3 separate regions of the Homo sapiens genome follow, and all the other regions are linked to region 1. A link is a loop called in an ENCODE intact Hi-C map of the cell type or tissue named here. Cell type or tissue: endothelial cell of umbilical vein. All regions are shown on one strand.

Region 1 (2,500 bases):
ATTAGTCAAAGCAAGTCAGATGACTATGCCCAAAACCAGTGGAGTAGGCCAGCATTTTCTGCCTAGAGGTAAGGTGCTACAAAGTTCCATGGCAAAGGTGTGGATATATAAACCACTTACAAAGAAAACAAAAAATGATGGAAACAATAATCTAACCTACAACAGAACTGAAAGTTTGGGAGGGTGACACATTAGATCCACATTTACAGATTCAAGGAACATCAAGTATTAGCAGCTAGATTTCTAACCAATTTTTCTACCTATAGATAGAAGGAGCAAGTGAATAGGGAGTTATTCCTATTCACATGAAGTCGCCACAACATTTCCACTAAAAGATGTCACATGTTCTCCAAAGCTGTTTCCCAAGATAGTCCAAGTTAGTCCCAGGAAGGAGATCTTTAACTGCATTAATCTGTTCATGTTTATAATCTTACACATGCTCATAATCTGTCTTTTCTCTTAAGTTATTCAATATCTTAAACAAATCATTCTGCACACCTGCTATTCGCTAACACTACTGTCAATTTCAGTGCAGCAATAGACAATGAGTAGAATAAAATAAGTTTTTGGAAGAGTAGGCATTTTGAAGTAGACAAGCAGACCCCTGTGGAATCAGAGCAGCCATTTCTTGCTTACTTGATGATTTAAAAAAATGTGTGTTAAAATTGTTTAGAAGAAACATCGAAATATTCCAAGATTTTTATTTTCAAAACAACTCAAAGCACAGTTTCCTTCTAGGGATTTGAATAGTTTTGAGTCTTATACAAAGAGTTTTATTCACTGAATTTTATTTTTCTCATCTAAACTGAGATTTACCTGTAGGAAAATGTCATAATAGCCTTCAAAAGTTAACTCAGGTGAAACATAAAAATAAAAGCTTCCTTTCTCTCCTGATCTCATATCCCAGCCCTACTTTATTCTTCTCCTTTTCCATCAGTCACTCAGACTTCAATGGAAAAGTCACTGAGGATCAAATAATCCAGCTGTTGTTTTCAGCTTTCTCTATTTTAATGTTTATTTTCCAAATCATTTCCTATTTTTCTACTAAAAATATCCTGCCAAATCATTATTTTTTCTGGAGCAAATCTAATGCTTTCTGTTGCTAGATATCTGATCCAAATCCAATATTTTTCTTGGCAGTTGGTGAACATAATAATAAGTAGGGATTTTTTTTTTCTTTCCACACTTAGAGCTGGGGGAAAAGAAAGACACTATTCACAATTAAAACCATTTAAATATTGAGGTTAGTTCTCACCTTAGCACACATTCACAAATACTTCTTAAAGGGAGAACATGTTAAAAGAAGTTTCTATGCTTTTAATATATATTTGCAGATAGGTTTCTAGTTCTTAATGCACATTATTTTGAATACACATTGGGAGTGTGATTTAGTTAATGCCATCCTTTACAAAGCTTGATTTTTTTCACTTTACTTTTAAAATCTTTGTCAAAATGATAGTATGCATATAGGAAACAAAAAGTTCAGAACCTGTATTAGTCTGCTCTTGCAGTGCTATAAAGAAATACCTGAGACTGGGTAATTTATAAAGAAAAGAGGTTTAATTGGCTCACAGTTCTGCAGGCTGTACAGGAGGCATGATTGGTGGTGGGGGAGGCTTAGGAAACTTACAATCATGGTGGAAGGAGAAGGGGAAGCAGGCACATCTTACAGGACCCAAGCAGGAGGAAGAGAGAGTTGGGGGTGGTGCTATATACTTAACAACCAGATCTTGCCACAACTAACTCACTATCACAAGAACAGCACTAGAGGAGAAATATTCCCCCATGATCCATTCATCTCCCACCAGGCTTCACGTCCAACATTGGGGATTACAATTTGACATGAGACTTGGTCAGGGACACAGAACCAAACCATATCAGAAGTAATAACAATAAAATCACTTCGTCTCACTGCTATTTCAATTATTTAACCGATTTTTAAATGATTTCTGATTTTATTTATTGATTTTCTTCATAATATTACACAACAGTCTTCTATATTGATTTGTAGATTTACTAATTTTAGATCCTATTTGTGGCCAAATAAAGGAAGATTTAGATAACTCGGACTATCCCTGCCTCCTCCTCCTAATTTCTAATAGATTTATTGTTTTGCTTTTCTGAAATTTTGGTTTTTCAAGACTTCCAGAAATGTTCTTCCTCCTCCATAATAAATAAAATGTCTTGATTCCCTCAAGTTATCTTTCTTGAGGATGTTTATCTGTTTACTCTACCCTTAACCATTTATTTCTTCTTCCATTTCCCAATTTCTGTCCACTAGCCATTTATATCTATATTATCAAGAAAGTGAACTTTTTCCTTTTAGCTCTGATTAATTATCAAGTTTTGTTTATAACAGTATGTCATAAAGTCAGGAAACATAGCATAGTAGTCGTCTTTGTTATAAGATCGACAGTCCCAAATGGCAATGTAGAATAATCTTATTTTTAAAGAGTGTATCAGTTCCATTTGCAAATAATGTGCCCAAAATGCTTTTACT
Region 2 (2,500 bases), 490 kb before region 1:
TGTTTATATTCCATGTATGCTTGGAAAGAGTGTATATTCTTTCCTTCCTCCTGAGTGTGTAATCTCTCTTTCTTCCTTAGTAGGAACCCCGTATTTTAGTTGAACTCACTGCAAGCTGGAATAATAGGTACACTTTCTTGTGTTCCTTGAGCTCATGCATAACTATAGATTTAAAGAAAATAAAAACAGACAAAAATAGCTAAGCGCTACTGGTGGCACAATGGAGTCACTATGGCATTCTTGGACTATGAACCTCTTAATGTTTTCCACATGAAAAAGAAATAAACTTTTATTTGGTTTAAACTGCAATCATCATTTTTTCCTGTCATATGCAGCTACTAATAGAATTATAGATATTAAATATGAAATTAAAATGTTTAAATAAAATTCATTTTGCTTTTAATTTGAATGAAAGGATAAAACAGATAGCTCATAGTTAATATAAGCAAACTTAAATGTACTCCAGTAGGTATAGAAAGCCAAAAGCAAACTGCATAATTACAGGAAAGGGATATATCTGTTAAGCAATTTAGGGTTATAGACAACAGTTCAGTAGTGTACGGTTTATTTCAACATCTGTTTGGGTTGCATTAATGAAAGTTTCATGTCAAGAGTGTTGTCAAATGAAGTAATAATTTGCCTTTACTCTGGTAATCAGTCACCACCTAGTGCATAATATGTAGCTTCAAGCTCCACATTTCAATAGGAATATGAACACATTATAGAATGTTCAGAGGATATCTGCCAGAAATGCACAGGGATTCGAATGATATCTCTCTTGGGATATTAGAAGATTATTAATGGTAAGGGAGCATTAATGAGTGATTTAGGCTCACTGTATTAGGCACTAATGGTTTAGAATTAAAACCAGTTGTTAATAATTTAGAATATATTAGTTTGAATTTAACATAAAGAGGGACTATGCAATAGTTAGGACTAAACAGAGATAAAATTAATTTCCACAGGACATAATGTGTTTCCTGTTCACTGGTGGTGACTTAGGCCAGATAACCACATGGTGGAGATGTTGTAGAGGGAATTCAAACATTAGATGCCTTGTTGGAATATGGGACATTTAAGGTTACTTCCAAATTCTAGAATCTATGAATTTATGGGACAAATATATAAGAGAAAAAAGTCTCAAATTTATAATCGATGTAGTGTTCATACTACTGTATCTAAAAAATGTATCCCTCAGCTTAATTACATTAATTGTTTCCTATACTAAATATACTTGATGGAGAAACTTTTTATTATGCCGAACACTGGATTAACTTTTTAAATTATGTGTACCTCTGCATTATATGTACCTGGCATATAAAAACTCTAGAATCAGCATAAGGAGAGTGCTTTCATTTTACAAATGTATAAAAATACATAAGGCTAAAATGGTATTGAAGATAAATATTACAGAGAGAACACAATAACCCAAAAATGGGTCAGCACAAACTATCCAATTGATTAGATGCTTGCAGAAAACCACAGCAAATGGCAAAATCAATTTACCAATCAGCTTTGCAGTGTTTTCTTCTAAACTCAGCCAGCTGGGCAATTAGGCATATATTTGGTGTTTTTATGTCTTTCATTGAAGAAAGCATCGTTTTCCTTTGGAAGCAGATGGTTTGGAACTATAGACTGGTCAAAGTTCAGTAAGGTTACTCTACTACAAACAGAGTAAATTGATGTGGCAGAATATGCTAGTTTGAATCTTTAGAAGAATTCAAAACTGAAAGAGAAAAGTTTCTGAGTTGATATTTGCTTATAGATTTTTGTAAGCTAAGAAATTACTCAGTTATATTTTAATGCAGTGATTCTTCATTGTTATTTACACAATGTTCCATTCAATTTACTTTTTTTGTAGGTTAATGTCCTATGGCTTATCTCAAGGAGTAGAATTTCAAATGATTATTGTTTTAGGTTTTGTCAAAGTAAAAGAAATAAAGAAATGAGAGTTCATGCAATGTTTTGGAAAACAAGCCTTCAAAACAATTTTATTCTGAGGTCAAATTCAGTTGTTTGAACTAAATTATCCAGTAATCAGGGTTTCCAGATGAATGTTTAAAAAAGATAAGGATCACAGCATTTTAAAAGGGAGAGTGAAATTAGGTATCATTTATTCGAATTCATGTCTACAAATGAAGGATCTCCTGCCTGAGATTTCAAAACTTGCAGCAGCATCACGTCTAGAACCCAAAATCTCACCAGGTTCTCAGGTGATGCTGTAATCTTGTAATCTTGTACAATGTCGTATCCCACATAAGGCAGTCATAGCATTAATTTCATGATGATGAAGAAAAAGAATAGTTCATCAGAACCGTAGTTGATTGAAGAAAAAGTACACCAAGTAATTGACCTTCCATTATGACATTAAGAAGGATTTCCCATGATCTTGCCATCAATTGTTCTTGGTTACTAGTCTGAGTAAACATCATTTTAATGATTGATAACTTTCTAGTTAATTAATCCTCAAAGATTAATCAAAGCCTTCTCTTTATTAGAT
Region 3 (2,500 bases), 250 kb before region 1:
TAAAATTTTCACTGTGCGGATGCAAAGAAATATATTAATAGTTATCTGCTGTAACCTTATTGATCTGGAAAAGAACAAAGATAACCTGTAAAGTTTCACAGTGAAGCTAGTAAAATGGAGGCATTATAATTACGTTTTAGTAAAACAGATACACAAACTCTAATCTTTATACATCATCTTTGGAAAATATGGAAATTTGGACATCGCCTTTCTTTGTAAGTTAATACTGCGCATATGAAATCATATTTGATGGGAATTTTTAGCACATTTTAATCTAATTAGCAGTATTTACAATTCTGTAATTCCTTCAACTACATAAGAGTATTGTTTCTTTTTTGAAGGCTAAGTGATTTTACAGTTAACATTTTGCTGAGCAAGAACTATTCTAAAATGTTACTCCAAATTGCTTCCCTATAACTTCAGAGATTGGGGGCAGTTTCAGCCTGTAGATATGTTCAGGATTTAAGCCTGATAATCTTCCATGCATTGAAAGGATAAAAGACACTCTTGTGTAAGTTAAAAACAGTTTTCTATTGATATTGGAGATGTAGTAGAAGAATAGAGATATCTCATGTGAAGGTCAATCTTTCTCAATTCTATGAAGACATAAAATCTTATTTTAAAATAATAACAGTTACCTTTTCACTCAGCCTACATGGTCCATGAATTTCAACACAATTTGTTGAAATGTCACTCAATGAATTAACTATTCATTATCAAGCTCTAAGATTCTAAAGTGAAATATGTAACTAATGACTATTTATAATTACATATATTAAGACCATTTATTAGGCTACATGCATGATGTCATGTCAAATGGTTCATATTTGACCACATCTGACTCTTAAACTAAAATTTGTTTTTTAACACAAGTTTCTCAGGATTGTGAAGACTAATTTCATTCTAATTACAACTTTCATTATTGAGTTAAAAATATGCCTATGTTTCATAATTTCAGTAGAAAATTCATCAAACACACTGCTGAGAGGGTTGTGATTTGTTGCTTACAAAGATAACATAATAAGAAGGCCAGTAAATACTGTGTTTCAAGACGTATTTAATATACCCTTAAATGAAAGATCATATTCTGGAGAATGACTATGACTTAAGTAATTTTATATTAAGGAGTTAAGTTTTCAACTTAGTAAATTTTTTTGCTCCAAAGCAAAGCTCCAAAATTCTTTTGCTTTACACAGCTACTTCAAAAACCAGTACATAATTTGCATATTCGGATCAATAGGTGGCGCTTTTCCCCTTTCTGACAGTCTCGTTTTCAGAATCCTGTTAGAGTCAAACTTATTGTTACAAATCTTCAATATTACCGATAGAATGCCGAATATTCTAACTAGTAAAAGTTGATTTTTAACTTTTGCAAGCTTATAAGGTTTTAAATTATTGTCAGCTTTTAAAAACTATCCTTTGATACATCATCAAATTTCGTTACCAGTGATCATACTCAAAGAGAACTCTCAGTTATTTGTCCTGTAGCGATATTCAGAAATTATCACTCAGTTTCTTTAATCCTTAAATTATTCCCCACTTATCCTGGTAGAAAACTTCTGGAAAGTAGCATTTTGGAATACCTGATATAGGGTCCCTTCAAATACTGCTATCATGATAAACGTACTTTAAGATTTACAGGAAATTTATCAAAAATGAAACATAAATTTATATTATTGCAAAATGCTTTTAGAATACATATTTTAAAATAGTAAATGTAAGTAGAATATTTCATCAAAAGAAAACAGAATTTTGTATCTGGATTGCTTTTATGAGGATTTATTTATTTACACTGAGTCCTTTTAATTTAACTAAATCTGAGGATTACAAGCAATCAAAGATCTTTGTAAATGGTAGTTGATAATGTTGTAATTTGAAATATAGATGTATTTATAAAAATATTTTATTTAGAATAAATTTATCTAAATTTACACTAAAAAGACATGTCCATAAAATGTTTTCTTCTCACAAAAAGCAGGTAGTCACATTAAACATAGACTGTTTTTTAAGATAATGTACTATAGAAACATAGTCTTTGTTTTTGATTATTTAAAAGATGATTACAGCATGAATAGTGGTTTAAAATATAAGCAACATGATCACTTTCTAATTAAAATGACAGTTTGTATTTTAAAAATATATCTTTATTAAACACAAACATTTGACTACAATAAAGGCATTATTTTAAAGTATAACAAAATTAGGATGGCTATAGATCTTCACATTTTATATCTATTTTTATGTGTCTCATCTTGTTTCCCCCAGTTTCTTCACTACCTTTTCTTCCTCAGTTTGTTTAGGTATACACACACACACACCCACACACACACACATGCATATATATGCAAGCTGTTTGGGGAAAGGAATATATACATACATATTCTGATATGTATATATATATCAGAAACTCTTATGTTAGAAAATATTTTGTCAAGTGTATAACAAGTCAGAAAACTACAAAAAAGTTACACAAATTCTTTATTTGAAATAGGACGACATT

Evidence for each region. Hi-C counts contacts between places; a loop is a spot of excess contacts. Peaks named below come from ENCODE experiments on the same cell type or tissue, not always from the same donor. Only the 100,000 strongest peaks of a DNase experiment are listed, where the experiment ranks them.
Region 2: it touches region 1 in a loop (2.3-fold over the local background); 5 of 110 quality-filtered maps call a loop at or near these places.
Region 3: a loop joins it to region 1, with 3 times the contacts of the local background. A loop is called at or near these places in 11 of 110 quality-filtered maps.

Annotation. Positions count from the first base shown.
Region 1 is chr13:71,209,966-71,212,465 of GRCh38, forward strand. No RefSeq gene overlaps it. Among named protein-coding and RNA genes, the nearest start is that of LINC00348, 200 kb to the left of the region's middle. In endothelial cell of umbilical vein, no CTCF peak of the experiment used is centred here; a DNase peak (open chromatin) is centred at 1,046.
Region 2 is chr13:70,722,911-70,725,410 of GRCh38, forward strand. No RefSeq gene overlaps it. Among named protein-coding and RNA genes, the nearest start is that of LINC00348, 290 kb to the right of the region's middle. In endothelial cell of umbilical vein, no CTCF peak of the experiment used is centred here; a DNase peak (open chromatin) is centred at 1,021.
Region 3 is chr13:70,959,797-70,962,296 of GRCh38, forward strand. No RefSeq gene overlaps it. Among named protein-coding and RNA genes, the nearest start is that of LINC00348, 54 kb to the right of the region's middle. RefSeq lists an enhancer at 1-267. In endothelial cell of umbilical vein, a CTCF peak has its summit at 1,281; a DNase peak (open chromatin) is centred at 1,245.